2 separate regions of the Homo sapiens genome follow, and region 1 is linked to region 2. The links are chromatin loops, found by intact Hi-C in ENCODE. Cell type or tissue: natural killer cell. All regions are shown on one strand. Links, peaks and the distances in the headings refer to the core of each region. The heading gives the core; the rest is flanking DNA.

The links. Hi-C counts contacts between places; a loop is a spot of excess contacts. Peaks named below come from ENCODE experiments on the same cell type or tissue, not always from the same donor. Only the 100,000 strongest peaks of a DNase experiment are listed, where the experiment ranks them.
Region 1: it touches region 2 in a loop (4-fold over the local background); 2 of 110 quality-filtered maps call a loop at or near these places.

Annotation. Positions count from the first base shown.
Region 1 is chr18:9,009,153-9,024,642 of GRCh38, forward strand. It overlaps the pseudogene RPS4XP19. Among named protein-coding and RNA genes, the nearest start is that of NDUFV2, 86 kb to the right of the region's middle. RefSeq lists enhancers at 7,365-8,189, 7,914-9,113, 8,334-8,403, 8,564-8,673, 12,920-13,595 and a silencer at 7,784-7,883. In natural killer cell, for the core only: no CTCF peak of the experiment used is centred there; a DNase peak (open chromatin) is centred at 8,129.
Region 2 is chr18:8,947,727-8,963,216 of GRCh38, forward strand. No RefSeq gene overlaps it. Among named protein-coding and RNA genes, the nearest start is that of NDUFV2, 150 kb to the right of the region's middle. RefSeq lists an enhancer at 891-1,663. In natural killer cell, for the core only: no CTCF peak of the experiment used is centred there; no DNase peak of the experiment used is centred there; H3K27ac peaks cover 430 bases.

The sequences.
Region 1 (15,490 bases), core at 5,111-13,110, 64 kb after region 2:
TGGTCTCAGCTGGTCTGGTTACAAAGGGAACTTTTTATCGCCGGTGTCCTGTTTCTTAAAGATAAGCAGAGTTAGAGCAAAGGAGAAATTCAGCTATGTCACGTAGGCATTATACCAACAGTTCCTGGAACCAGTCCCCCACAGATAACAAGGCACGACTGCACATAGACTAATGGTCCCCAACCTTGGGTCCTAAAAAGAAGTAACGGGGGGCGGGGCATGGTGGCTCATGCCTGTAATCCCAGCACTTTGAGAGACCAAAGTGGGCAGATCACCTGAGGTCAGGTGTTCAAGACCAGCCTGACCAACAAGGCGAAACCCTGTCTCTACTAAGAAAATACAAAAAATTAGCTGGTGTGATAGCGCACGCCTGTAATCCCAGCTAGTCAAGAGGCTAAGGCAGGAGAATCGCTTGAACCTGGGAGGCAGAGGTTGCAGTGAGCCGAGATCGTGCCATTGCACTCCAACCTGGGCAACAAGAGTGAAACTCTGTCTAAAAAAAAAAAAGTAAGTAATGGGGATATTATAAACCATTTTCAGCAATAGCTAGCATTTATGAAGCATATCCTGGATAAGAGATATGTGGGTTACATCTTCATTTTCTAGATAAATTAAAGTCACTCATACTCATCTATCAAGTTGAAGAGCTAAATTTTAAATCCAGGTTCTTCAGACTCCAAAACAATGCCTTTTCTAAGAGACCACACTGCACCCCCCTACCCTTCAATAATTCATGAACCTTATTACAAATAATATGCATGCCTACAATAAAGCTGCCCAGCCAAAAAAAAAAAAAAAAAAAAAAAAAAAGGCTTGACAATATTTTGTAGTGTTGGCTACTTAAATGTGAAAAATCAAGTCTGTAATAAGAATATGTGTGAAACATTCTATAAACCATACAGTAAAATAAAAATATAGGGTGGTATTGAGGTCAGACAAGACCATTTTGGTGTCTTTTCCTCCAATCTTTCATATCCAGTAAGTCATCCCACTACCACAGCAGACCAACTAGGATTGGCCGAAATCGTGCCTGCTTGCGCCTTCTTTCTAGAAATTTCCATGTCCCCAGCGTGCATGTTCTGTCGCCTTCTGCCCCTTTCTGTCTTGCTGCCGTACTCTCCATTGGTCTTGCCTCTGCTGCCTTGTTTCCTTTCTGTACAAGTGCAAGGCAGAGCTCTTTCCTTTCCCCTGAGCATCTGTCCCTGTGCAAATTTATCAGGTTTCTCTCGTCTAGCAGAGAAAGAAAAATGAAGTATCAGCATTATGGCCTATCTGTGCACTTTTTAAAATTAACTGCAAGCTTCATTTAATATCTTCATTCTTGTTTTTCCTTTCCTTTTCTCTTCCACTTTAATTTTATTCCTCCTCGCTGTACTCTTGGATCTCAGTAAGCCACCTTAAGTTCTTTTTGACATAAGAAAGAGAGATAAATACATTTTTTCAACTTATAAATTGAGGTAGTTTCGTGTCCCAGGGTTTCGAAGTTAATACTGTCTTTCTTCCTGCGTTTAACACGGACTTGATGGAACAGGTCTCTGGCATGGAAAAATCACAGAGTCACCCTGGCTATTAACAGTCATGGATCCATTAAGAGTCTATTTTATTTTGACTACTTTGTATCTTTTTTCTTCTGGACCCAGGAATAATTACAGATCCAAGAATTGAACAGATACTCCCAACCTGAGAGCTAACGCTCACCTAACTGATTCCAAAATCCCCTCATTTGGTGGGGAGGGAGGGAGGGGGGCTACCTTGTACTTCCAGAACTCCTGGGAACACATTGAGATTCCTCCATCACGGTATTTTTATGTCTACTCTTTCCCTATTGGTGCTGAAGAGTTGCCTCCTGATCTCTGTCCTCAACTTTGAGCCAAAGGATATTTATTAAAGAAAGAAAGTCATAGCACGTTTAAAAAAGAAGAGTCCCCAGAAGTAAAATTTCTCTGCACTCGTTGTAAGCTCCACATGGCTTGCAGTGAAGAAAAGTGGACAACCCTGCCTCGCCTCCAGTAGATGCGCCCTCCACAAACCACCCAAGGCTGCCCCCGTGTTCTGTCCACACTAACCTAAGCCAACCTCATAAGTGACAGATGTTTATTGAGTGCCTGCTAGGGGCCAAATGATTTTTAAATTTATATTTTTGAATCAGGGGACTCTTTTTAAAAAATGAAATATTACACTGAATTTCAATATACAAATGATAAAGGTGGAGCCCATTGAGGTGAAGTGAGGGAGATGGCAGGGGGAGGATAGCGGGAGAGAAAGCCCCTCCCTCAGCTCCTGGGAGCACAGATTGAAAACCACTGTGCTATGGGGACCGAAGGAGAGTTAGCTACCTGTGAGGAACTCCCCATCGAGTGTGACAAATGCATAAACACGCACATACAGCTGGGAAGGCAGGGCTGTGGTGGGAGTGGGTGTTGGAGCTTCCAGAGGGTGTCACAGGAGCAAGAAACATTGCATGTTGGGAGAAATGACACGTGCCAGATGGAGGGAATGAAGAAGGCCGTGATGGGGGAGCAAGAGATGCAATGGAGAAGTAGAGAATGGTCAGATTATAAAAGACCTTGTGTGCCATTCTAGGGAGTCTGGATTTTGTCCAGGCTTTTCCTAAAGGCTACAGCAGACAGAGGGATCAAAGCAGAGGCAGGACAGGACCAGGTTCACAGATTATAGGAGATGGCAGTCAGGGGGTGGGGCAGGGATACAAAAGCACCAATTATTGATCCAGGGGAAAGACTGGATCAACAGTTGGCATATCAGTTCCTTTTTGTACACGCTGTGTCATTCTGTCCTAGGTTGGGTTTTGTTTTGTTTTGTTTTGTGTTTTGTTTTTTGTTTTTTGTGTTTTTTTTGAGACAGAGTCTCACTCTGTTGCCCAGGCTGGAGTGCAGTGGCGCAATCTCGGCTCACTGCAACCTCCACCTCCTAGGTTCAAGCAATTCTGCCTCAGCCTCCTGAGTAGCTGGGATTACAGGCACACACCACCACGCCTGGCTAATTTTTGTATTTTTAGTAGAGACAGGGTTTCACCACGTTGGTCAAGCTGGTCTCAAACTCCTGACCTCATGATCCGCCCGCCTCAGCCTCCCAAAGTGCTGGGATTACAGGCGTGAGCCACCGCACCTGGCCTGTTCTGGTTTTTTTAAGACCCTCATTAAGCTTCCTGTCCTGTCTCTGTCTATTGCCTCTGTCTCTATAACATTTCCAGAAAATTCATGTCTTCTGCCTCTCTCCAACCTAGAAAACTGATGGAAACGGGACCACCGATGGAGTACTTCCACTGTAATCTTATGAGTCTATTCTTTCTCTCATTGGCTAAGAAGAATTGCCTACATGATTTCCACATTATTTCTGTCATAAAAGCAATGAAAATCATATTTATTTACTTATCTAGAGAACAGAGTCTGGCACATAGTAGCAGAAATTCAGTAAATACTTGTCTTAGTCCATTTGTGTTGCTATTTAAAAAAATACCTGAAGCTGGGTAATTCATAAAGAAAAGAGGTTTATTTGTCTCATGGTCCTGCAGGCTGTACAGAAAACATAGTGCCAGCATCTGCTTCTAGTGAGGCTTCAGGCTGCTTCCACACATGGTGGAAGGCAAAGGCAAGCTGGCATGTACAGACGACATGGTGAGAGAAGAAGCGAGAGAAAGAGAGACAGACAGACAGAGAGGAGAAGGTGCCAGGCTCTTTTCAACAACCGATTATCTTGGGAATTAAGAGTGAGAGCTCGCTCACTCCCACCAGACAGGCACCAACCCATCCATGAGGGATCCTCCCCCACAATCCAAACACCTTCCACCAGGCCCCACCTCCACTGGGGATTAAATTTCAACATGAGATTTGGTGGGGCCAAACAAACCGTATCCAAACCATAGCACATATGAAGTGAATAAAGGAATGAAGGAATGAATGAATGAGTGAAAACTAGGGAATCTTGACAATCTGACATAATGATTGCTAAGATGGCCTTTAAGTAGGGAGATGACACTATAGAGATGATATGAATGATCCAGGGTAAGTGACTGAGCTTTTAGCTGTTTTATCAAGAGAAAAGTTGATTTAGTGTAACTCACACTACTTGAATTCAGATCAGAAGACCTGCCTTTTCTGATCTTGGCTACGATCACACACTTGCCAGATTAACATTTCTGGGCCTCAGTTTCCTCATGTGTAAAATCATGAAAAATGGCCAGGCACAGCGGCTCACGCCTGTAATCTTAGCACTTTGGGAGGCTGAGGCAAGTAAATTGCTTGAACTGAGAAATTCAAGACCAGAGTGGGAAACATGGCAAAACCTGTCTCTACAAAAAAAAAAATACATAAATTAGCCAACATGGTGGTGCACACCTGTAGTCCCAGCTACCTGGGAGGCTGAAGTGGGAGGATCACTTGAGTCCAGGAGGTCTAGGCTGCAGTGAGCTGTGATGGCTCCACTGCACTCCACCCTGGGTGACAGAGCAAGACCCTGTCTCACAAAAAAAAAAAAAAAAAACATGGAAAATAATACCTACACCGGGCGAGGTGGCTCACGACTGTAATCCCAGCAATTTGGGAGGCCGAGACAGGAGGATTACCTGAGGTCAGGAGTTAAAGACCAGCCTGGCCAACATGGTGAAACCTCATCTCTACAAAAATACAAAAATTAGCCAGGCATGATGGCAGACACCTGTAATCCCAGCTACTTGGGAGGCTGAGGCAGGAGAATCACTTGAACCTGGAAGGTGGAAGTTGCAGTGAGCCGAGATCGCACCACTGCACTCCAGCTTGGGTGACAGAGGGAGACCCTGTCTCAAGAACAAAAAAAACAAAACAAACAAAAAAAAAACATGAAAAATAAGGCCTACCACCTTGCCGCATTGTTGTCAAGTTTCATGCGTCCAGGGAACACTAGGAAACAATTCTTTACTTTGTTCTTGGGTGATAGAGAGGAATGAGAAAAAGAAGGCATCTCTGTGACTGGACTATTTTATTCATTCATTCATTATCTATTCCCACTTGGAGATTCACCTTCCAGAATTCTGGGGCAAACCTGAAGAGCTTTGTGTTCAGTTTCAACAAGTCAACTCTCCATTGAAATGTGAATGAACTTTGTGGAGAGACCTTTCTATGGCAGCCTACTCTTATACTGGGCCCATGAGGCCAGTTCAAGGCCATGGACAGTTGTACATTGTTGAATACTGCACAAGGACATTACACCTAAGGGGACTTTTCACATTGTAGGCATGTCATGTGTATTTATCGTGACAGTTTCCTGGCATATGGAAGCAACATATCTTGTACTACCAAAAATCAGTATATGGTAGTAATTTCCCAACAAATACAAATACAATTTCCTAAGGAAGATATCCCGTTGTCCATTAGCATAAAAGTACTGCACCATACCAGCAGGTGCACCTCTGAGATCTGCTTGTCCCCACCTGATGTCTGTGCCTCTGCTGCTTATTCCAGGAGCAGGTGCAGTTGCCACACCACCACCCAGCACTCAGCCTCCCCTGGCAGAGGAACATGACCACCATTACGTCCTCTGTAGCTACAGCCCCAGCACCCAGGTGGGAGTCAAGCAGACCCCCACGGGCTTTGACTGCCCCGGGGGGCTGCCCAGAGGAACACAGAGTAACACACTCAGAAACATGGGGGAGATAACACCCCAAGGAAGGAACATGGACCAGTGAGAGTTGGGAGATGGGAGAAGCTGACAGATAAATGGCTCATTCAAGCTTCCCATGGCTTCTTGCGCCATTCCAAGAGCAATGGCTCCATGCAGCCTCTCCAGAGGTTCATGTCCTTGTGAGATGGTCACCAGCTTTTTCTTACACCACCTCTTATCTGTGTTCCCTCCTTCCCACCTCACAGCCCTCGCCCCTCACCTTGGTGCTCTGGGATTGCCCACCTCCCGCCAGCCCAGTACATTAGTGCTGTGGGCTGGGGAGCCTGGGTCACCATACACTCCACTGGGCTGATGGCCTCCCTGGGCCAGTCTGTGTGTTACAGATGTGCATATAAACACAAGCCAGATTTGATCGGGCGCGGTGGCTCATGCCTGTAATCCCAGCACTTTGGGAGGCCAAGGTGGGAGGATCACTTAAGGGAAGGAGTTCGAGGCTGCAGTGAGCTGTGATCACGCCACCGCACTCCAGCCTGGGTGACAGATCAAGACCCCCATCTCTAAATAGATAAATAAATAACAGGCTGAGAGGGGTGGCTCATGCCTGTAAGCCCAGCACTTTGGGAGGCCAAGGTGGGAGGATCACTTAAGGGAAGGAGTTCGAGGCTGCAGTGAGCTGTGATCACGCCACCGCACTCCAGCCTGGGTGACAGATCAAGACCCCCATCTCTAAATAGATAAATAAACATCAGGCTGAGAGGGGTGGCTCATGCCTGTAATCCCAGCACTTTGGGAGGCCAAGGCAGGAAGATTGCTTGAGCCCAGGAGTTTGAGACCAGCCTGTACAACATAGTGAGATCTCATCTCTAAATTCTAAAAAGTATAAAAATAAATAAATAACACAAGCCAGATTCCAAGCAATTGGAAGTGTTTTTGAACCATGCAAAGAGAGAGGAATTTGCCCCACTAACCACATGGAAAACTTTCCTAAAACTCTCATTTTGATATGACTTTTCCCCAAAGCCCCACCCTCCAGTACAGCTGCTCAAATTTCCCTCTGGTCCCTCCAGTACCTCAAAACCCTCCCTTCGCATCCTTTCTCACACTAAACCAGAGCTGCTCACCTTTTAACTTTCGTTACCTGGCTCCAGCTCTGGCTCTCCCTTTATCATACACATTTCTCATTGGAATGACCCCTTCCCACCCACCTCCAAGAGAGGCTGGGTGTGTAACCCCGCAGAGAATCACATCTCCTTAGGAGGGGAGAAGGGAGAGTGGTTGGTAAGAATTATAATTTAACATAATTGTTTTGGGCCTGCAGGAGTTGATCACTAAACGCTACAATTACTTCTGTCGACTGAAGGAAAAAAGATCAAGCTTTTAAAGAATTAAAGTTAGTTTTATTCAGAAGTCTCACTGAGGCCTACAGCCCAGAAGCAGACCTCTAGAGAGGTTCCATGAGACTACACCGTGTTTCAGCTCTATGCTTATATACAGGTGTGGAGGTTTAGTATCTGCAAAATCTCATCAAACTTGCTCAGAAGTTACACTGGGCGTAAAGTGCACCTGGTTATAGATTACATAGGCATAATCACTAACTTGCCAAACATGATCTTATGTATAGGAAAAGGCAAGGACTGGGGCCGTTTATCTTTTTTTTTTTTTTTTTCTTTTTTTTTTTTTTTGAGACAGTCTTGCTCTGTTGCCCAGGCTGGAGTGCGGTGGCACAAACATATCTCACTGCAGCCTCAACCTCCTGGGCTCAAGCGATCCTCTTGCCTCAGCCTCCCGAGTAGCTGGAACCACAGGTATGGGCCACCGTGGCTGGCTAATTTTTCATAGAGATTGGAGCAGGGATCTCACTTTGTCACCCAGGCTGATTGGTCTTAAACTCGTGGGCTCAAGTAATCATCCGGCCTCGGAGTCCCAAAGTGCTGGGATTACAGGCGTGAGCCACTGCTCCTGGCCTCATTTATGTTTTAAGGAATATAGTGACTCAGGCAAGAGAGTTGGGGGTCGTGTGCTGTAGCCTGTTTTGTCCTCAAAGCGTCTTTCCCCAGAGCTGCAAGTTGCCAGGGGTCTGGGGCTTTGTGAAATTCTACTGCAGGCAGAAAGGAGGCACGTGGCTTCTTACATTTGCTACTTTGTCTTACATTTCTATTGTTATAATCCCTCCAGGCCCTCTCACCCGACTTGACCTTGAGACTAATGGGTGTGTTGGAAAGATGCTGGCAAGGTCTGAGGGCACAGCCTGTGGCGGAGGCGGGGCCAGGCAGGCCTAGCCCCTCAGCCAGGCCGTGAGGCCCAGGGCCCTGCCGGGTGGGCGCTCTCTGGGAACTGCACGCAGAGGTGCCTCGTACCCCCAACCACGCCCCACAGGGACACCTGAACCTCCAGAGGAAGGAAATGAGTCTGGAGGAGCCGTAGACGAAAGAGATGCCGCCTCCTGCGGCTGGGATCACTCACAGATGCCTCAGGGAGGCGGCCAGCCCTGAGTCACGCTGAGCTCTGAGCGGGCTGTGACTCAGCGCGACCGCGGCCCCTTGGCTGCGCCTGGGTTGATTTGCGCCCCGCTTGTTTTCTGCAGAAGACAAGGCCGTCTCGGATTAGACTGCTCCTCCTAAACAACCAGCAATTGTTTTTCTTCCTCAAAGTGCAGTTTCCCTCTGGCACAACCAAAAATAAACACAAACCAGGCTCCTGCCAAAGGAGGGGCAGTCCCTGGGGCGCCCACCGCACGCATGTGAGAGCTCGCAGGCCACCTGCCAATCATGAATCTGTTAAGGAAGCGGCCACGAAGGCAGAGAAACCTCTCCCATCGCAGGTTGCGCTGCGATGCACAGGGGCGCTGACTGTTGAGTTGGCGCTCTGTTTATTTCCCCAACTGCCTCCTCTCAGGTTCCGTCCCAACTGCTGGACTCACTGCCGCGTGGGCCTGAGCACATTTCCTTGGCACATTGTCCTCGGTGGAAGTTTTTTCTTCTCGATTTGGTGAGTCAGAGCTGGCTCACACACAAACACCAAGCAGCAGCCTCAGGGACTAAAGTGCTTTAAGGACACGAGGACCTATCCTCCCTCCCCCTATCTCAGTGAGGTGGGCGCAGAGTTCCTGAAACCTGGCCCAGTGCAGTTCATTTGACAGGGAGAGGCTGAAAATGCAAATCACCCCAGCGTAAGTGAGTGCACAGCAAAGACCACGACCTGGCTGCAGCTTATCCTAAAATCCTGAAGTCAGGGAACACCGTGCCCACAGGAAGAGCTGGGCAGCCTGAACCATACTAAGATGTCCCAGGGTGAACCGGAGCCACTGGTTAGTCACACTGACTTCACATTTCCTTCGTGAGAAGGAACTGAAGACAGATTCCAGAACTTGCTGTGTGTAGAATGTATAGTTCATTGCATGTAAGTAAACTCATGTGGTTCCGAATCTATAGGATCAATTCAGCCATTTTAGTGTTATGTCCATGACATCTGAATTTATAAAAATCTAAGTGTCCCTAGCTAGAGATACCTGAAACTAAACAGGCCCTACTTACTATTCATTTTATTTTTGAATAGATAATTCACTCATATATTCAGATATCAAATCCTCATAAAATGATATACATTAAGAATTCTCACTTCCATGCTGTTCTCATTCCTCTCTGCCCCCATAAGCAACCACTTTTACTGCTTTTTAATACATCCTTCCAGTGTATCATTATGCAAATATAAACAAAAATTAATATACTTCTGTGGTTGTCAGAATAATGGCCTCCCAAAAATGTCCATGTGCTAATCCCCAGAACCTATTAATTTGTTACTTTATGTGGAATAAGGACTTTGCAGATGTGATTGAACTGAGGATCTTGAGATTGGAGATTATTCTGGATGACCCCAGTGGGCCCAATGTAACCACAGGTGACCTTCTAAGGGGGAGGCAGAAGGGTCAGAGTCCGAAAAAAAGAGAGCTTGGAAGATGCTATACTGTTGGTTTTGAAGATGGAGGAAGGGGCCATGAACCAAGGAATGCATGCAGCCTCAAGAAGCTAACAAGGCAAGGAAATGGATTGTTTCCTAGAGCCTCCAGGAAGGCAGTGTTCCTTAGACTTCTGACCTCCAGAACTAGCAGTGAATAAATGTGTGCTATTTTAAACCACTAAATTAATAGTAGTTTGTTACAGAAACCACAGGAAATGAACACAACTATTTCCACCTTTTTCTTTTTTTAAAACTGTTATTTTAGGTTCAGGGATGCATGTGCAGGTTTGTTATATAGGTAAACTCATGATATGGGGGTTTGTTGTACAGATTATTTCATCACCCAGGTACTAAGCCTAATACCCAGTAGTTATTTTTTCTGATCCTTTCCCTCCTTCCACCCTCTGCCTTCAAGTAGGCCCCAGTGTGTGTTGTTCCCCTCTTTGTGTCCACGTGTTCTCATTATTTAGCTCCCACTTATACATGGGAATACATAGTATTTGGTTTTCTGTTTCTGCATTAGTTTGCTAAAGATAATGGCTTCCAGTTCCATCCATGTTCCCAAAAAGACACGATCTCTTTCTTTTTATGGCTGCATAGTACTCCACGGTGTGTATGTACCATATTTCCACTGTTCACAATAGCAAAGATATGGAATCCACTTTTTTCTTAAATGAAAGTTAGCATACCCTGTATAGGGTAACCCAAAAGCCTTGGCGGAACTTTAGGCATGAATAACTTCAGAATTATAAATGCTACAAACAACATCACTTGGAAGTTGTATTATATAAATCTCTTTTACACTTATTTAGTTTTGTGAATTTTAAATAGTACATTTTATTTTTTGTTTCAGTATCTCTGATCGAAGATAGAAAACAATAGTGAAACAAAAACATTAAGTTTAAAATTTATTATTCCAAGTTCACAAGACTAAATAAGTGAATAAGAAATGTATACAAGGCTGAGCATGTTGGCTCATGCCTGTAATCCCAGCCCTTTGGGGGACTGAGGTAGGTGGATTGTTTGAGCTCAGGAGTTTGAGACCAGCCTAGCAACATGACAAAAACCTGTCTCTACCCAAAAAAAAGAAAATTAGCCAGGTGTGGTAGTACATGCCTGTGGTCCCAGCTACTTCAGAGACTGAGGTAGGAGGGTCGCTTCAGCCCAGGAAGTTGAGGCTGCAGTGAGCGGTGGTGGCACTACTGCACTCCAGCCTGGGAAACAGAGTGAGACCCTGTCTCAAAAAACAATAAAATAAAATAAAATAAAAAGCTCTTTCCATGCCTAATGCTGTCATGGTTGTGGTCCCAAGAAGCATCTGAAATGGGCAGCAGCTCCATAGCATTTGATGCTGGATAAATTGACCCGCGTGTTTGCTCCTCATCGATCCACCCATCCCCACAAGCTAAGAGAGTGTCTCTCCCTCATCTTTTCATAAAGAACAGACTTAAGAATGTCGGACATGAGATGAAGTAAAGAAGATTTGCATGCACAGTTTCATTAAGATCAATGGCAAGGTCTGAACTAATGTAACCTACCCTGCTGGATTCATGGACGTCATGAGCACTGACAAGACGGGAGAGAATTTCCATCTGATCTGTGACACCAAGGCTCCCTTTGCTGTACATCGTATTGCACCTGAGGAGGCCAAGTACAGGTTGTGCAAAGTGAGAAAAATATTTGTGGACACAAAAGGAATCCCTCATCTGCTGACTCATGATGCTCATACCATCTGCTACCCTGATCCCCTCATCAAGGTGAATGACACCATTCAGGTTGATTTGGAGAATGGCAAGATTACTGGTTTCATCAAGTTCAACACTGAGAACCTGTGTATGGTGACTGGAGGTGCTAACCTGGGAAGAATTGGTGTGATCACCAACAGAGAGAGGCACCCTGGTTCTTTTGATGTGGTTCATGGGAAAGATGCCAACAGCAACATCAACAAACCCTGGATTTCTCTTCCCCAAGGAAAGGTAATGCGCCTCACCATTGCTGAAGAGACAGACAAGAGACTGGTGGCCAAACAGACCAGTGGATGAAATGGTCTCTGGGTGACATGTTAGATCTTTGTAAGTAAGTAAATATAATATGGGCCAGGCGCGGTGGCTCAAGCCTGTAATCCCAACACTTCGGGAGGCCAAGGCAGGGTGGATCACCTGAGGTCAGGAGTTTGAGACCAGCCTGGCCAACATGGCAAAACCCCTTCTCTACTAAAAATACAAAAATTAGCCAGGCATGGTGGCTCGTGCCTCTAATCCCAGCTACTCGGGAGGCTGAGGCAGGAGAATCACTTGAACCCGGCAGGCGGAGGTTGCAGTGAGCCAAGATTGCACCACTGCACTCCACCCTGGGTGTCAGAGTGAGACTCCGTCTCAAAAATTAATTAAAATAATAATCATATGGCATGATTAATCTAAAAAAGAAAGAAATGTATACAATTAAGTTTTCAAATCATGTTTCTTCTGTGTTTATAGTACTTGTACTTCTAACGTTATAAAAGTTTCGAACTGCAGTAAGACTTTTGGGATACAGTGGATATTGCTCAGCACTTTGATTTTTGTCAGTGAACAATATATCCTAGGGTTTTTGTGTCAATACGCAAGGGCCTCTTTTTTTCTTTTATAGTTGTACAATGTCCTCTCCTGTTGGTGTACCACAGTTTATTTAGGCAGCCCTCTATTAATGGATACGTGGGTTGTTTTTAATTATGAAGTGTGCTACAGTGGGTAATCTTGTACATATATCATTTTGTGTTGTGCAGGTAGATCTGTAAGTAAATTATCAGAAGTAAGGATGTTGGGTCAAAACCCTACTCTTTAGAAGCAAGATTTGCATGAGCTTATTTGCAGGAAAGAAAAAAGAAGCAATAATAGGATGTTATAGATTGTTGGTAGATTGTGGTGGAGAGTGGTAGACTCTGGCAAAGATGGCTACAGTCCCGTCTCTGTGTGTGCTCCGGTTCACTGTGACTTTGTCGCTCCTATCATCAAGAGGTCAAGTTTATTTATTTACACATTTATTTTTATTGACACATGTTAGATGTACATATTTTCAGAGTACATGTGATAATTTGATACATTCATATAATCAAATCAGGTAATTGGGATATCCATCACTTTTTTTTTTTTTTGAAACAGGGTCTCTCTCTGTCGCCCAGGCTGGAGTGTGGTGGCATGCTTAGGCTCATTGCAGCCTGGACCTCTCAGGCTCAAGCGACCCTCCCACTTCAGCCTCCCCAGTAGCTGGGACTACAGGCTTGCACCACCACACCTGGCTAATTTTTTGTATTTCTTGTAGAGAAAGGGTTTCACCATGTTGCCCAGGCTGGTCTCAAACTCCTAGGCTCAAGCAATCCACCTGCCTTGGCCTCCCAGAGTGCTGGGATTATGGATGTGAGCCACTGCGCCCGGCCAATATCCATCACTCTAAATAATTTTCTTTTCTTGACGCTAAGAACATTCAAATTATTCTCTTCAAGCTATTTGGAAATATATAATCAATTAATGTTAACTATAGTCACCCTACTGATCTATCAAACATCAGGTCTTATATCTTCTCTCTCGTATATATTTGTACCCATTAATCAAAGGTTAAGTTGACTTCCTGACTCCTGGAATCTGGGCTGGCTAGTGACTGGCTTTGGCTAATAGAATGTGGAGAAAGTGATATTATAGGACCTCCATGCTGGAGCCTCGAGAAAAGGCCTTGCGGCTCCCTCTGTCTCCTTCTGAACCCTGAGTCCTCCATGAGAAGCCTGGGTGCCTCCACCAGGATGACAGAGCCAGAGAGTCAGAGAGCCAGCAGCCAGCACAAGTGGGAAGGCCGTCATGGACCATCCAGCCCCACTGGAGCCTGTGGATGACATGGAAGTGACCCCAGGCCAGACAGCAGGAACCCCGAGCCAAGCCCAGCCCAGTCATCAACCCAGAGGCCTGCTGTTGTTGAAAGTTTTGAGGTGCTTTATTATGCAGCAATAGAAAACCCATGCCTCAGGGAAGTAGTTTCTCTTCACAAAACTTATTTGAAAAGATATACAGTATGTTAGTCACAGCAGGTAAATAACTTTCAGAGTAGCCTGTGGACTGTCAGAAATTTTCTGAGCAAGTCCAATTCAGCTCATCTTGTTTAGCAGGGAGTGTAGGAACTATGGATCCATACCTCAACCCTGAGCACGCCCAAAACCTGGCTGACTTACCAAACTATCTCACTTTCACAAAGAGACAACGGAAGGCTGAGTGTGTGTCAGAGGGTGGCTAGGTGAAGGGGTCCCCACCCCCGCCCCCACCCACTGTGAGGCATTGCGTTTCACTGCTGGGCAGCTTCCAAAAGGGAAGGAAATCCACTCCTACAGCATCCCTTCTGACACACATTAAGGCTCTTCTGAGTTCAAAAAATCAGGAAAATGAAGAGTCTGAAAGTGGCCTGTTTAGCTTAATCAGGCTCAAAGGAAAAAATATGTTTGATTTCCATTTTTGAACTAGTATACCAGAGTTTTCAACATCAAGAAAATCAATTTAATGTGTTGCAACTAGTATTTTTATTTTTTTATTTTATTTTTTCTTTTTGTTGTTGTTGTTGTTGTAGCATTTATTTATTTATTTATTTATTTATTTAGAGATGGAACCTCACTCTGTCACCCAGGCTGGAGTGCAGTGGGGTGATCTTAGCTCACTGCAACCTCCACCTCCCAGCTTCAAGCAATTCTCGTGCTTCAGCCTCCGGAGTAGCTGGGAATATAGGTGTGCGCCATACTCAGCCAGTTTTTTTTGTATTTTTAGTAAAGACAGGGTTTCACCATGTTGGCCAGGCTGGTCTCGAACTCCTGACCTCAGGTGATCCGCCCACCTCAGTCCTCCAAAGTGCTGGGATTACAGGCATGAGCCACTGCACCTGGCCTGAATTTTTTTTTTTTTTTTTTTATTGTTCATTCTTGGGTGTTTCTCGCAGAGGGGGATTTGGCAGGATCATAGGACAATAGTGGAGGGAAGGTCAGCAGATAAACAAGTGAACAAAGGTCTCTGGTTTTCCTAGGCAGAGGACCCTGCAGCCTTCCGCAGTGTTTGTGTCCCTGGGTACTTGAGATTAGGGAGTGGTGATGACTCTTAACGAGCATGCTGCCTTCAAGCATCTGTTTAACAAAGCACATCTTGCACCGCCCTTAATCCATTTAACCCTGAGTGGACACAGCACATGTTTCAGAGAGCACAGGGTTGGGGGTAAGGTCACAGATCAACAGGATAAGAATTTTTCTTAGTACAGAGCAAAATGAAAAGTCTCCCATGTCTACCTCTCTCTACACAGACACGGCAACCATCCGATTTCTCAATCTTTTCCCCACCTTTCCCCCCTTTCTACTCCACAAAACCGCCATTGTCATCATGGCCCGTTCTCAATGAGCTGCTGGGTACACCTCCCAGACGGGGTGGTGGCCGGGCAGACGGGCTCCTCACTTCCCAGTAGGGGCGGCCCGGCAGAGGCGCCCCTCACCTCCCGGACGGGTCGGCTGGCCGGGCTGGGGGCTGATCCCCCCACCTCCCTCCCGGACGGGGCGGCTGGTATTTTTAAAAATCATATTTGTACACTCATGTTCATAGCAACATTATTCATAATAGCCAGAAAGTGGAAGCAATGCAATGTCCATCGATGAATGAAAGGATAAACAAAATGTTATTATCTATCTATCTATCTAGATTATGTGTGCATCCAGTGGAATATTACTCAGCCTTAAAAAGGAAAGAAATTTGGACACATGCTATAACATGGAGAACCTTGAGGACATTATGCCAAATGAAAGAAGCCAGTCACTAAAGGACAAATATGATTCCTCTTATATGAGGTACCTAGAGTAGTTAAGCTCAGATGCAGAAGTAGAATGGAGGTTACCAGAGGCAAAGGAGGGGAGATAGGGAATTAC
Region 2 (15,490 bases), core at 2,496-10,495:
CTTAAGGAGCTGTGAAAGGCCCTGGCTGACAGCCAGTAAAGAAACAGGGACCTCAGTCCTTCAGCCACAAAGAACCAAATGCTACCAACAACCTGAGTGAGCTTGGCAGAGATTCACCCGCAGAGCCTCGAATGGAATGCTCCCCTGCTGACAGCTTGATTTCAGCTTTGTGAGACTCTAGGCAGAGGACCCAGCTGAGCCCCACTGCACCCACCCTTTGAACCTACAAAACTGTGAGATAACGATGGATATCGTTTTAAACTACTAAATTAGTGGCAATTTGTTAGGGCAGCAATAGAAAACCAATACATTGGTTTCTTAAACACTTAGTTTCTACCAGTGTATTAGTTTTCCATTGCTGCCCTAACAAATTGCCACAAATTGAGTGGCCTACAGAAAGGTGGTTTGGCTGGACGTAGCATCCCTGCATCATTTTATCTAGTGCTGACTGCAGCATGAATATGGATAGGAATGTCGAGCGTAGGAGAAAAGACAAGAAGACAAGGAAGGAGGTGAGGACGGGGCCATGAGGACTGCTTCAATACATGGCCAGACGGAAAGCCACCAATAGGAGGAGGAGCCATGAGGCTCAAGAAGAGGAAGGTAGTGCTGTGTTACGGTCATTGCTTTGATCAATGCTGTCTCAGACAACAGAATACACTCTAGCTAATTTAAATAAAAGACATGTATTTAAAGTCACTAGCAATTCATAGAATTGTTGGGAAAAGCAAGGACACAGAGGCTAGGCTGAGCTTCCAGGAATAAGTGTCAGAGGAGCTGCTGCCTCTGCCATCATCAGGGAGTCATCGATCTGGAAGCTACATCCCTGCTCTTGGCTGGAGAACCTTCCTGCCCTGCTGCGATGCACAGCAGCAAAAAGTGATGCCTCCAGCCCTGCCTCCCTGCCCAGCATCTCAGTTTCAAATGACAGTCCCAGAGAGGGCGCCTGATGGGTGGAATTGAAACCTCAACTGGAAACAGTGGAGAGGGAATATGGAAAATGTCATTTTTAGCTTTCTCTCCACTGCCAGGAAGGTATGCAAAGCAGGAATAGAATGAATGCTGAATGAGTCAGCCCACAGTATCTTCCTCAGAAGGCAAGGAAGGCCAGTGTTTGAAAGAGGGAGTGGTTAGGCTGGCAGTGTCAGATGAGGCTGAAAGAGACAACGAACCTTTCCGGAATTTAGTAATGACAGGACACCTAAACAAAGCTGAACCAATGCATCACAGAAGTGGAGTCCTTGAAGAATGAATATAAAGTGAGAAAACGAAGACAGTGCCTATTATCAAGTGTTTCCAGAAACTTGGCTGTGTAGAGGTGGAAAGAGACAGGGCGGAGCTGCAGGGGTGAGGGGTGTGGAGGGACAACTCAGAGTCAATTTCCCTTCCTCTCCTTTGACTCTGATTGGTTTGGTTTCCAGATGTCTAAAAACCGATGAGAAAGTCCTTTGCGGGGGGAGGGGGTAGATATAAAGATAAAATAGATCATTCAAAGGGGAAAAGGGCTAATCCATACAGTGAGATTTCCGAGAAGGCAGCAGGGGTGGGGCAGGGAGGCCCAGAGCGCAGGTGGAGAGTGAGCCTGGTGTGGAGTTAGCCACTTCTCCCCAGAGGAAGGCAAGGATGTGGAGGGTGAAAGCGGGCTCGCAGACACGGTAGGAGAAAGACAGGCACAGCCATCTGGTAGCTTCTATTTTCTCTGTGAAGTGGGATGCTCAGTCATCGGCTGAGAGGGAGGAGGAGGAGCGGGCAGCTGAGAGCCAGGAGAGGGACAGCGCGATGGGTCCTCTGGAGAGTGAGAGGGCGAGGGGGGCCACAGACACAGCGAGGGGGGAATATCACACCCCCTGAGCATGGCAGGACCTGCGCGCTGGGGTGTGGCTCTCCTGGAGCAGAGAGAAAGTATGCACACACACACACACACACACACACACAGACACAGACACACAGAAACACAGACACACAAACACACATACACACAGAAACACAGACACAGACCCCCACACACGGACACACAGACACACATATATGATACTTCTTGTCTCATCTGGGATGGGGTTTTTGCCAGATGGGTACAACACTAAGAAAAAATGAGCTTGGGAGTTGGTTCTGTGAACACCTAGCTGGTTTGAGAAGAAAACAGAAAGGTGAGGGCTGAGGGAGTGGGAGAAACAGAGGCCGCGGCACCACTCCCAACCAGGTGGCACCAAGAGCCAGCGTGGCAGAGGAGGGGGGAGGTGCGGGAAGCAAACTGCGGGAGAAGAGGTCGCACTGAGAGAGTGCCGCTGCTGACTTAGGGATGTGCAGTCTTTTGAATGATTGCTATTTTCCAGATCCTGTAATAGACTAAATGATACCCCAGAGAAATTCGAATAATAGTGATGACACGTCCACAGGGGGCAGATTTACCAAGAAACCTAAGCTGTAAGGCCTGTCACCTGTAAGCCCTGGGAGGGGCCCTAGCAGTTTTTATGTTTGTTATTTTGCATATATGCACAAGCTTCAGGGACAAAACTTAGGTCCACCCACGGGCCCCTCCCCAGGCCTTGGAAAAGGACATGCACATAAGGAACACCACAGTCAAAGTTTCCTCAGCATCACGCCATCTCCATCCCGTCATGACATCTAACTGCACTGAAAGAAATGAGCATCTAGCTGAGGTTAAGTTTCTGCACATGTGCGTATGTGTATTGCATAGACTTTAAGGTGGCCCCATGACCCCTGTGACTTGCTCCTAACCAACAGAATATGACCAACGTGATGCAGTGTGACTCTCAGGATTATGTAGTTATATAAGACTTGGTCTGTTTGAAAGATTTGAAGAAGCCAGCTACCCTGAGGTCTACATCTTTCCACAGCCTTGGTGAGTTTGGATGGAGACCCTTACCCATGGGAGTCTCGAGATGAGAACGCAGCCCTGGTCAGGACCCTGATTGCAGTTTTGCTGAGGACCCAGCTAGGCTGTGCCCAGACACCTGCCCCACAGAAACATAATAAATGTGTGTTGTTTTAAGCCATTGAGTTTACGGTAATTTGTTATGCAGCATAAAAAAATGGATACAATAAGTAAACATAAGGATAATAGTCCTTGCTTTGCTGGGTTGATGTGAGGATTGTATGGGATATGTGAAGGTGGTGCTATGGTGTGAATGACTGTGTCCCTCCCTCCAAAATGCAGGTGTTGGAACCTAATCCTCAACGTGGTGGTAGGTTTACCACCTGAAGCAGAGAACAGCCCTCACCAGATACTGAACCAGCTGGTGCCTTAACATTGGACTTCCAGCCTCCAGAACTGTGAGATGTAAGTTTCTGTTCTTTATAAATGACCCAGCCTCAGGCATTTTGTTATAGCAGCAGGAACAGACTAAGATAGTGGCCAACACAATTCCAGGTGCCTGGTAATGCTTCCCTTCTGCCCCTTCAGGGACAGAAGTTCTAGAAAGAAGCAATAGGTCTAGTGAGAAGCAACTCATCCCAACTCTATTAGAGTTGACTTAGAGGCCCAGGCCAATTTAGTTGGTGGGACAGTAAGTGTTTTAGAAGTAGACTTGGGTTCAGATCATGGCTCCATTACACCCCAGCTGTATGATTCTGGGGAAGTGTTGTGCTGGACCCCTGTTGATTCCAATAGGGATGGTGCCCTGTCCGAGAGGCTGAAGAAGAGATCCAGAGCTAGTAGACCAGACTGTTGATTGAGGACCCACATACGGGGCAGTCCAGGAACGGGGGGCTAGACATGAGAACTGCTATTGTTTGAAAAAGCATGCAGTTTATATGGCAATTTTCACTTCCCACCCTCCATCTATCAACCTCTGTTTAAACCAAAACAAAGGCTTCAATCCCCTGTACACCTGTGTTCCAAGGAATGGACCAGGGGTTCGGATGTCCCTCATAGATAAGGAGTGAGTCTCTGGGTTGGCCACTCCCAGACACACATTCTTCTTAGACCACAGGGTCATTCTCAGGGTGTGCTTAAGTTACTGCTGTCAGTTGCATCTGCCATACAGGAAGTCACTTAACCACCTTGACTGGTGCAGTCTTCACCTGCAAAGGAAACATGTACTTAACTTCCCAGGGGACAGAGGAAACCAAAGCAGATAAAAATACATAGAAACCATTTTGTGTAGTCGCTGGCATGGAATAAGAGCTCAACAAAGGTCCTTTCCCTTAGTCTCTTGCATTTCAGGACCACAAACTCTCCACCTGGAAGCCCCTGTCCTATCCTGCTGCACCCCTGCACCGCCCTGCTCATCTGCCCTTCTCCACTCTTCTCTGGAAAACCCTCCTGCCTTGGCCCAGCTCCATTCTTTCCAGGGCTCCTTCTTAGAGGATGTGCTTTGGGAAGGAGCTCGTTAGTGCACTCAAACCAAGGGGTTCACAGTCCATGATTTAATATGAGGGGTTCCCTGGGGCACTTGGCTTTTCGCAGGGCTTAAGCTTTCAACCTGAGGATGAATCTTTAATGACAGTACTTCAACACTTGGGACAGAACCCTAGGGGATGGTGATGAGCAGTCGGTCTTCACTATGCACTTTGGACCCTGCACTGAGCCCCATGGCCTACTCTTCCTGGGCTAAGCATTGTGCTGGAGTGGACGGGACCATCAGCCTGAAACCATGAACACACCCAGTCACTGGGCAGAAATGAGAGGTGGCACACACTTCCGACCCAGCTGCTCAGAGGCGAAGTGATATTTCACGCCTGAAATGTTCATCTCATAAAACTCTTAAAATATGCTAATTAATGGTAAACTGGGCAGATACTTTTCTGTTAAAGAACAGATTACAGCACTAAGTGACCCAGGGAGATCACATTCTAAAATGGATGCTCCAGACTAAGGTAACTTGATACGCTGCCCTTTTGACCAGAATTTGCTGGGAAAGAAATAAACCATATCATCATATAGTTTGTGGTATGTGAAGGTGAAGTGCGTTAGTTTCAACAAAACACTGAGGCACAGGCTCTCAAAATGAATTTTTGTATTGCTTCCTAGAGTGAAAAGTTGTTGGATAGATGTAGTTTGTATACTAAAATATTGAAATTTCTGGGGCATTTTGCTGTATTACAGAGACAAGTAAAATAGTAAAAACTGGAATGGTTTCAGAAACACTAGAACATATGGTACCCATCCTAGCAAAATTCATTGCCAACGCAGAAACCAAAAATAATTGGAATTTTTGGTGAGGTGAATTTGGAGACACTGCCAAAAAATGGACTCTTCCCATCTCTATGCCTTCTGCTTGCGGTCTCTGGCCAAATGCTGTCCATGGATGAAAAACAAGGTTTCCCAGGAGGTTGCTAAAGTAGACGGCATCATGCAGTAGGACGGCCTTGCCCTGCTGAGGAGAAATGACAAGGCACATATGGTGCTCATTCCTGCAAACGTCAACTCCTTATTTCAAAACCAAAAAATGAAATAAAATGCTTTTCAAACATTTATGCACAGATCAATCGAGAATGTGGTTCCAAGGATGTGAGTAGGATGCCGTGAAGCGGTTGTCAGAGTGTCCTGCATATCCCCTTGATATCTGGACTTCTTCTAGCTGGTGGTGCAGCCAGGGAACTGACTCACGATCACTGCAGGGCAGCATGCCTTTCAGCTCACACCAGGAAGACTCTGCAGATTGAGTAACTTTCTTCCAAGGGGCTGTTAAACTTTAGATCCTTCGTGACTCACAGAGTGAAGTCTCACAATAACCAAAGTTTAGACAACAAAATATCCTCAAGAGCACTTATGATTTTTACAAAATATGCAGCCTCTTTGCCTTTACCTTTAAGTGGCCATTGGCTGTATTAGTCAGAACAGGCTAGGTTATGCTGCAGAACAAACAGGACCTGGAATCCTTCAACAAAGGTATAATTTTTGCTCATGATATTTCTCCAGCACAGGTGAGCAGGTATTGGGGAGTAGTCTGCTCCACATAGCCACTCAGGAACCCAGGCTAAATGAGGCTTTGTTGTCTGTAATGTGGCCAGTGGCCTAGGCAACAGAAGAGCCTGCACAGACAGCTCACATCTATAGTTCAGACCAACAGGGCCACATATTACTTCTTGTAGTCCATTGGCCAGGACTACTCAAATGACCCCATTTAATGGCAGGGAGGTTTGACATGTAGTCTTTCATGTGCCTGGTGGAGAGAAGCACTAGTAATATCTATTAGATTTTAGTATTTCATCCACTTACTTGAGCCTGTACTAAATTCTAGACCTTGTGGTGGATATAGATGCATATAAAGTACATTAATTGCCCTCAAAATCTGAAGACACTATATCTCAGGATGGAAAAAGTGAGGTTTGAGACTTTGACCACCCATACTCAAGCAATTACATCATTTGGAATATCTCTCTCCCAAAAGATGGAGAATGATTGCCCAGAGGAATGATTGCCCAGAGGAAGACAGACTGGACAATCCCTGACGCGCAAATCCAGAAATTTCATATGACCCCTACCATCAAAGGGCTCAGCAAGCACCCTCTTACTATACCTGCCAGAGCGCAACTACTGTGCCCTGGCAATCAAAGCGGGGTGGGTGATGCAGTGTTCAGAGAAGGATGAGAAAAAGAGGACTATGTGAAAAGCAAGAATATTCTGATTGATGACATATTTTAGGCTCTGAGGCAGGACTGGATCTGCTGTCTGTCAGGCCTCAGAGCCCAAGCTAAGCCATCATATCTCCTGTGACCTGCACATATACATCCAGATGGCCTGAAGTAACTGAAGAATCACAAAAGAAGTGAAAGTGGCCCGTTTCTGCCTTAACTGATGACATTACCTTGTGAAATTCCTTCTCCTGGCTCATCCTGGCTCAAAAGCTCCCCCACTGAGCTTGTGACCCCCATCACTGCCAGCCAGAGAACAACCCCTTTTGACTGTAATTTTCCTTTACCTATCCAAATCCTATAAAACGGCCCCACCCCTATCTCCCTTTGCTGACTCTCTTTTCGGACTCAGCCCGCCTGCACCCAGGTGAAATAAACAGCCTTGTTGCTCACACAAAACCTGTTTGGTGGTCTCTTCACATGGACGCAAGTGAAACTGTCATGATGGTTCCTCTGTTTTTGTAGGGGTTTTTTTTTTTTTCTTTTTTGAGATAGGGTCTGGCTCTGTTGCCCAGGCTGGAGTGATCATAGCTCTAGCCATGGCATGACCATAGCTCACTGCAGCCTCGAACTCTTGGGCTCAAGTGATCTTCCTGACTCAGTCTCCTGGGCAGCTAGGATCACAGGTGTGCACCATCATGCCTGACTAATTGTTTTTACATTTTTAAATTTTTGTTTTGTTTTGAGACAGAGTCTCGCTCTGTCACCCAGGCTGGAGTGCAGTGGCGAGATCTCCTCTCACTGCAAGCTCTGCCTCCCCGGTTCAGGCCATTCTCCCGACTCAGCCTCCCGAGTAGCTAGGACTACAGGCACCCACCACCACGCCTGGCTAATTTTTTTGTATTTTTAGTACAGATGGGGTTTCACCGTGTTAGCCAGGATGGTCTCGATCTCCTGACCTCGTGATGGGCCCGCCTCAGCCTCCCAAAGTGCTGGGATTACAGGTGTGAGCCACTGTGCCCAAATTTTTAAATTTTTATAGAGATGGGGTCTCTTTATGTTACTCAGGCTGGTCTTGAACTCCTGGCCTCAAGTAGACCTCCCATGTTGGCCTCCCAAAGTCCTAGAATTATAAGTGTGAACCATCACTCCTGGCCCATGATGGCTTCTCTGAATGCTGCCTTTTGAACTTTTTATCTTGTCTGAAATTCAACTGATTTGAGATTCATCTTGGTTATTGAGCACCTTTTTTTCAAAACATGCATATTTCCCAGAGGACTCTGAAGCTAATAGCTATTGAATGTGAACCCGTTCAATCAGATACCTTTCCTTTCTAACACCTAACTTTTGGGGATAGGGGTTTTACTGAGGATCAGGTGATGGCAAGGCTACTTGGGGTGCCCGAGTGAAGGGCTTGGGGTACCACTAATAGACTAGGGTCCTAAGGAAATAACATCCAGGGATGGCCAGGAAGCAGCCCTCACCAGATCCCAGATATTCCAACATCTTGATCTTGGGCTTTCCAGGCCACTTTTGGGTTTGCAATTGATGCCTTCTCATTGCATTTTCACAAGTGAAGAGCTGAGAGTGAGCAAGTTCTCATGTCTCTTCTTACAAGGGTGTTAATCTCATTTGTGAGGGCTCCACCTTCATGACCTACTTACCCCCAAATCCTCCTCCTAAGATCATCACGTTGGGGATTAGGATTTCAAGATATGAATTTCCAGAGGACACAAGCATCCAGTTCATAACAGGGCTGGTAAGGGTTACAGTTGGAATTGAGGGTTACTGTTGGAATTGAGGGTTCCATGCTCTTTCCCTAGTGACACCTTCCTTCTGGTCACTGACCTCACCCTCACTCTTGCAGTTGTGGCCTCCAGGTGTCCAGAGCCGACTCAGGACAGGCCTATGAGGACCAGCATTCTCTCTCTGACCTTGTAGTCAAATGGGTCTTGAGAGGCCCAGCTCTGAAATCTCGTTTCTACAGTTGTTACATTTCCTATGGCATCTGAAAGGAAAATAAAATCTCTGGACCCCAAACTCGCTAAGCCAAAGGGAAACATTAAGCTGGGAACTCGGTCAGGCAAACCTGCCTTCCACTTTGTTCCTAAATAGATAGCTACAAGATAAAAGGCTACATTCTTCCCTCACAATTTCCTCACAAGGAAATCTCTTGTGAGCCCCAATATCTTTACCCTAAGACAGTTCTGTTGAATTTCACCCTACAATGTATTAATAAATTAGAAGCTAATCTTCTACAGAAAGAGAACAAAAACCAAGAACTAAAAGCCATCATCCCTCTGTTCAACTGAGAGGAATGCATATCTAACTGCTTCCTCTACTTCCTATGTTTATTTTACCTTATGTAAAAATGGAGATTAACTGAGCACAAGATAAATGCATAATTGACTATTCCTCTCCTCCCTCCTTTCACGTGAAAAAAGTGGCTTCACTGATCAAAAGACTCAAAGGAATGCAACTGTTTGCCTCTTTTATCTACTCTTTCCCTTTCTTTTCCTCCTTCCTCTTTCACCTACTGCCTGCTCTTTTTCCCTTTGAATATTGAAGTACCCAGACCCTCTTTGGGAAAAAATCACGGAGCACAGATGTTTCCTGTGGTTTTCTGTACCTTTTTTTTCTCTCGGGCATGTCTTCAACCTTGGCAAAATAAACCTCTAAAAATGATTGAGACTTGCCTCAGTTATTTTTTTTGGTTTACAGTTAAAAGGCTCACCAAACTCCAAGGAGCTTGCTCACAATGAATCCAGGGAAGAAATTCAACTGCTCATGAAAGCCTGCTCATGTAGTTAATCTCTTAAAGATAGGCAAGGAGTGGTTTTTGTTGTTTGTGTGATCACTCTTCACTGCAGCCTCAACCTCCCAGGCTCAAGTGATCCTCCCACCTCAACCTCCTGAGTAGCTGAGACTGCAGGTGAACACCACCATGCTTGGCTAATTTTTAAATTTTTTGTAGAGAGGGAGTCTTGCTATGTTACCCAGGTTGGTCTCAAACTCCTGGGCTGGAGCAATCCTCCTGTCTCAGCCTCCCAAGGTGCTGGGATTACAGGCATGAGCCTCCACACCTGGCCTGTGAGGAATCTAAAGGTGTTGCTGTAACAGACAGTTCTGGGATACATGACTATAAAACATGTGAGTGTTCTCAACCAACTGTTTGGGGTGAAAAATTTGGAGTCTGACTTAGTGCATATTCAACACCCCCATTTCTGTGCTTGACAAATACTATCTATTTTTCTGCAACAGATTTAGCTTGTTCAAGTCTCCATGTTATCTGCTGAAATTGACTAGGAGTGGGTCATTGCTTCTGCAATGAAATGTCGCCATCCTAGGCTCTGAAATAACACAAAGTATATTATGAGTAGACATCACTTTTTTGGTCACAGTTTGCAGGTAGAACACCTGGATTCCCCTAGGTTTCTTCTAGAACTGGATCTGCCACTGGGTATTAATTGCTGGAGACATCATTTAACCTGTTTGGATTTCTGAAAGATGAATGCAATGAGCTGCAGGATATCTGTTTGCTCAGCACTCTAGGATTCTATGATCTCTAAAGAGTCAGCATAAGAAGACCATTCAGGATAAATGTGAAGTTTTAGACCATTTAAATTCAGAGATACAGTGTCCTGGCCAACTTTCTGCTGCTTGGGTTGACATCTGGCATGCTATTTTCCATTTGGCACCTGTTTGGGTGTGTGATCAAGTATTCTAGACAGAATAATTTCTCAGAGCAGCAGAAAGGCAGTCTTTGGTTTTCCAGTGCCTTGGAAGGCAACAAACACAGGTTCAGGGAGCAAATAAATCATTTAATGTTGTCCTGACCTGTTCTTCAGGAGGACCAGATCATCATGACATGGCCTCCTAAAACATCCTTTCGAGGGCAAAGGAGACAGAAGAAAGTGACCTCCTAGCAACTGCCTGTGCAAAGAAGAGACTCAACAAAAGAAAAGACTTCTCTCATGAAGACCCAAGAGCTTCAGGGTCAGAATGAGGATAAGAATTTGGTACTGCTGACATTTCTACACCTACTCTTCTGTGCTTTTGCCTTGAAATCTTGAGAACTTCCCTGCTCAAAGATAAAACCTCATACACTACATGAAATTTCTTTGTTTTTCGGTAACTCTTTCTCTTTGGTCAGATTCAAGCTGTTTTGAGATACCCAAACTACTGTTTGCTGAAGTCAACTCAATAATTAAAAACAACAACAAGTGATATCAATTATTTGACACTATACAGACAAAACAACCTACTGCATGAATTATAGGCTACTTCTACCACTGCCCAGATGAAATGGGATCAAAGTGGACACTTGCCTACTTCCAAACTTAGGTAAAAATGGAGACAGACAGGGTGACAAACAGGAAAGCATTTTGACCATCCATATATGTGGCTCTGTTTCAACAGTGTTTGCCATATACCACAGGCAGCTACAAGTGATGTTTCTCATTGTAAATATATTCTTCAGATTGCAAAAATATTTTGCTCTTTGGTTGTTTTTATTTGATGGATTCAGTGCCATGTGCCACAGGCAAAGCCCTGTGCTAGAAGATGAAGAGGCACAGATGATTATAAAGCAGAATCCCAGCTCCCAAAGAACAGATGAGGGAGGAACCGAAATATTTAGAGAATATTTGTATGTGTGAAGAACCTCATTACCATACCACTGGTTACAAAGGAAGTCCATGGGAATCCAGTGGGGGCAGGAGCTTGGACTGAGAACGGTGGGCCACCCATAAGCCGAGACACAGCAGGCTGAACACAGCAGGGAGGTGCTGCAGGGAGGGAGGTGAGAGGAGAAGGCACTCTCCCTGAGCACACCCCATCAGTTTTGAAGGTATGCTTACACAACCCTTGTGAAAATCATGATAAAAAGATGTTAACCAGGCTGGGCGTGATGGCTCACACTTGTAATCCTAGCACATTGGGAGGCCAAGGTGGGCAGATAGTTTGAGACCAGGAGTTCAAGACTACCCTGGCCAACATGGACAAACCCCATCTCTACTTAAAATACAAAAATTAGCCGGGCGGGGTGGCACATGCCTGTAATCCCAGCTACTCAGGAGGCTGAGGCACGAGGATAGCTTGAAACTGGGAGGTAGAGGTTGAGTTGAGATTGTGCCACTGCACTCCAGCCTGGGTGACAGAGTGAGACTGTCTCAATCTCAAAAAAAAAAAAAAAGATGTTAACTGAAAGTAAGAAAACAGGAGCATGAGACAAGTGGAGAAAGATCAAGAGTGATGCATTTTTATGTTAATTATCCCATCCCAACTGAAGCGCAGGATCCACCCCCTTCCCTGTCCTCACCTTATTGCAGGCTAGTTCTTCCTAAACACTTCACCTGACCGGGCCTCTCAGGGGAGGGAGGATGGTGCTGAAATATTGAAAGAGATAACGGAGGGCTAGGCCGAGCAATGCCAGCACCGCAGGGAGTACTGAGTAGCTCTTTGTGATTGGAATTTCTGGAGTGCACCGGAGAATAGCAGAAGATAAGGTTGGAAAGGTAAATAGAGATCTGACTTTAGAAAGCTGGACATTTCAGCTTAAGTGCTTTGGACTTTTCTCAGTAGTCAATGGAAAATTTTGATCAGGGAATCAAAAGCACAATCAAAATAGTGCTTTAATAATAGGAACGCCTTGAGTATATTTAAGCATATGTTTACTGATTAGCTACTTGGCAGAAAGCCTTGGGTCAGCAGGAAAGAGACAAATATTCAAAGCTCAAGGGTTAGCAATTAGCATTAAGACCCTTATTGACCGGCTACTCAGCTGGCACTGGTCACCTACTCTTTTGAACTACAATTACCATCTCATGTGCAATGAGGGCTAGGACCAGGTAACAACATTACAGACTCTCTGGGATGGAGTCAGCAGATAATGAATGGCAAATGCTCAGGACACGTTTCTTATTAGAAATGATGACAAGACTAGACATTTTTTTCTTTTTTTGAGACAGAGTCTCGCTCTGTCGCCCAAGCTGGAGTGCAATGGCGTGACCTCGGCTCACTTCAACCTCTGCCTCCCGGGCTCAAGCAATTCTCATGCCTCAGCCCCCCAAGTAGCTGGGATTACAGGTGCACACCACCACACCTTGCTAATTTTTGTATTTTTGGTAGAGACGGGGTTTCGCCATGTTGCCCAGGCTGGTCTTGAACTCCTGGCCTAAAGTGATCCTCTTGCCTCGGCCTCCCAAAGTGCTGGGATTACAGGCGTGAGCCACCATGCCTGGCCTGAGACTAGAAATTATAAAGGAAAGTAAGGGGAACAAAAACCAGATTTGTGAACCCTTGATTTGTACTCAATTTTTAGGGAGTATTTACAGAGCAGGGAGTAGAATTTGTGCATAATTTGCATATGTTTGTGCAGAATTTGTATTTGAGACAGGAACAGTATGTGGGAAAAGTTATTATGTCTGTTTTAACGCCTATTCCAGCATGAACATATTTTAAAACCCATAGAAATACATTTTAAAATCATAAATAACAGCAACAAATAAAGTCTTTTGATAGGTTTATTTCCTTCATTTGCCAGAGTAATTACGGTAATTCCCAAATGACCAATTTGAACAACGAAGCCTCTTGTTAGTAGGGTCAAAGTCTGGATCCGTTAACAGCGGCATTCCTGTCAAAATCTGATCTTTCCTCTAAGTGCCCAAATAGCCTAGGTGTACTAGATACCATTCTTCATGTCTCTAATACGTGCAAACAGACCTGACAACTATTTCAGAACCTAGAAAGGCCAGCCAAAAGTTAGTCATTAACTAAGCAGGATAAATCTTAATCAACTGAATAAATGCAAAGTATGTAACATTTTAAGTAAAACAAACAGGGTAGAGTTAACCAAGAGCCCTTACGGGAGGAAAAAAATCATTATTTCTTCCTTCGGGTGAGGCAAAAACCGTTTCTTTAAACTTGAAATGCAAAGAGCATTCATTTATATATTTCAGGATTAGATTCCGGTCTCAGACTGATATGCATTTCTTAAATGTGTCTTACATTTTCCCTGTTGAGAAAGTGGGTGAATCAGAACTGACTCAGGCCAGACACACCACAGGGAGAACAGGTCAGCACTAGAGTGAGAATGTCTAGTATGCTACCTTTATTCTGTATTACTATGATCCATGTCTATTTTGTGTTAATTATTGCTTGTCCAAAGGGACCACCAGAAAAATCTGTTGATCAAGCAAATCTAAGTATATTAGACCTACAGCAGTAAGGGACAATACTACAGTGTCAGTCTTAGAAGTGTCTCAAAACAGAGAAATTAGGAAAGGGTGTTGGAGGGTGTTATGGCCCAGATTATATGATTTTAAGGCATGTCTTGCAAGGCAAGAAACGAGATTGGGCAAAATTAAGATATAATAGTCTTGAAGAGGTGAACACAAGAGGGTGAGGGTCTTTTGTTTTGGTTTGTTTTGAAACAGAGTCTCACTCTCTCACCTAGGCTGGAATACAATGGTGCCATCATAGCCCACTGCAGCCTCGAACTCCTGGGCTCATGCTATCTTTCTGCCTCTGTCTACTGAGTAGCTAGGATTACAGGTGTGGCACCACAGCCAGCTAATTTTTTAGTTTTTATTTTTGTAGAGATGGGTTCTCACTATGTTGTCCAGGCTGGTCTTGAACTCCTGGCCTCAAATAGTCCTCCCATCCCAGCCTCCCAAAGTGCTGATACTACAGGCGTGAGTCACTGTGCCCCACTGAGATGAGGGTCTTGAAGTGAGCCTTTATGAGCAGGCTGTTCATTTTTGTAAGAAGCTGCTTTAATTGGTTCACAGCGTTATCTTCCAAGAGCAAGAATTTAATGGAGCAGGTAGCAAAGTATTGCTCCCAGCATTGTCTAACGCAGGAGCAGGTCTCACAATCAGACTCCATTCCTCCACCTTCTCTTCTAGCACTGAAAGTCTTTGCTAATACACATCCCTGAAGTCAGGAGGAAAGGAGGCATGGCTCCTCAGGGGGCACTTGCTGCCTTGGTGGGTGCGGGGAATCTGCAAGCATCTGCCAGCTTAGTGGGAACGCTAGGCCTTCCTAGGGAGGAGTGGGCCAGCTCCACAAGCCCATGGGATTGAGCAGGGTGTACAGTCCAGATCTTCAGAGGCATTCTGGTAGCCAGGACCTACACAGCCCTGTCCCATATTTAGGATCCTAGGTTTTCCCCACAGGGGCCCTGACCTTTGCGTAACAGACCTGCCTTGGCCAAGCATTTCAACCTCTCTGGAGCTCCATGATTCTAACAATCAGGTCCTCAGCCTGCCTCTCAGCTGTGTGTCTGTTCTTCCTCTGCAGGAGATGGAGGCCTCTTTGTCAGCTGTCACAGGGCCCTGCATAAACAGACCCTTGTCTCTCCTTCCTCTGTGTGCATCAAAACAGCTTAGTGAGATCCAGCCCACTCTGCCTTTTTTTGTAGGCATTTTTCCACCCGTATTGTTAAAATGCCTGCATCACGGCACACACCACATCGTCCCCTCCCGGAACATTTGCCAGGCCACTACGGTCAAATCGCTAGCCTTAGGCCGGGGACTCGAAATGACCCAGCTCCCAGCCAGGACACAACCTCTCCACCTGCTAGGGTGGGTGGGCCAGTTCCACATCCCAGCTCCGTGCCTGCTTTCTCAACCCATTCCTGTCCCCACTGTGTTATTCTGGGTCCTCCCAGAAGCAGATGCCATGACAGGATTGATTGTGCCAGAGATTCATTAGGGGAAAGGCCTGTGAGAGGCAGTGAGGAGGGAGCTGAGGAGACAGGAAGAGCCATCAGGCTGCAAGGCAAGCCTGGGCCATGAGTGAAGGAGAAGGGAGGGAGGAAGTTTAGACGGAAGCTCCAGGCTGCTCTGCAGTGCTCAGGAGCTCAACAAGGCTGTTGCCCAATCCTTGAGCCAAGGTTGCCCATCAGACTGCAAGGGAAGGCTGCCTTAGTGTCCTGCAGCCCTCCGTC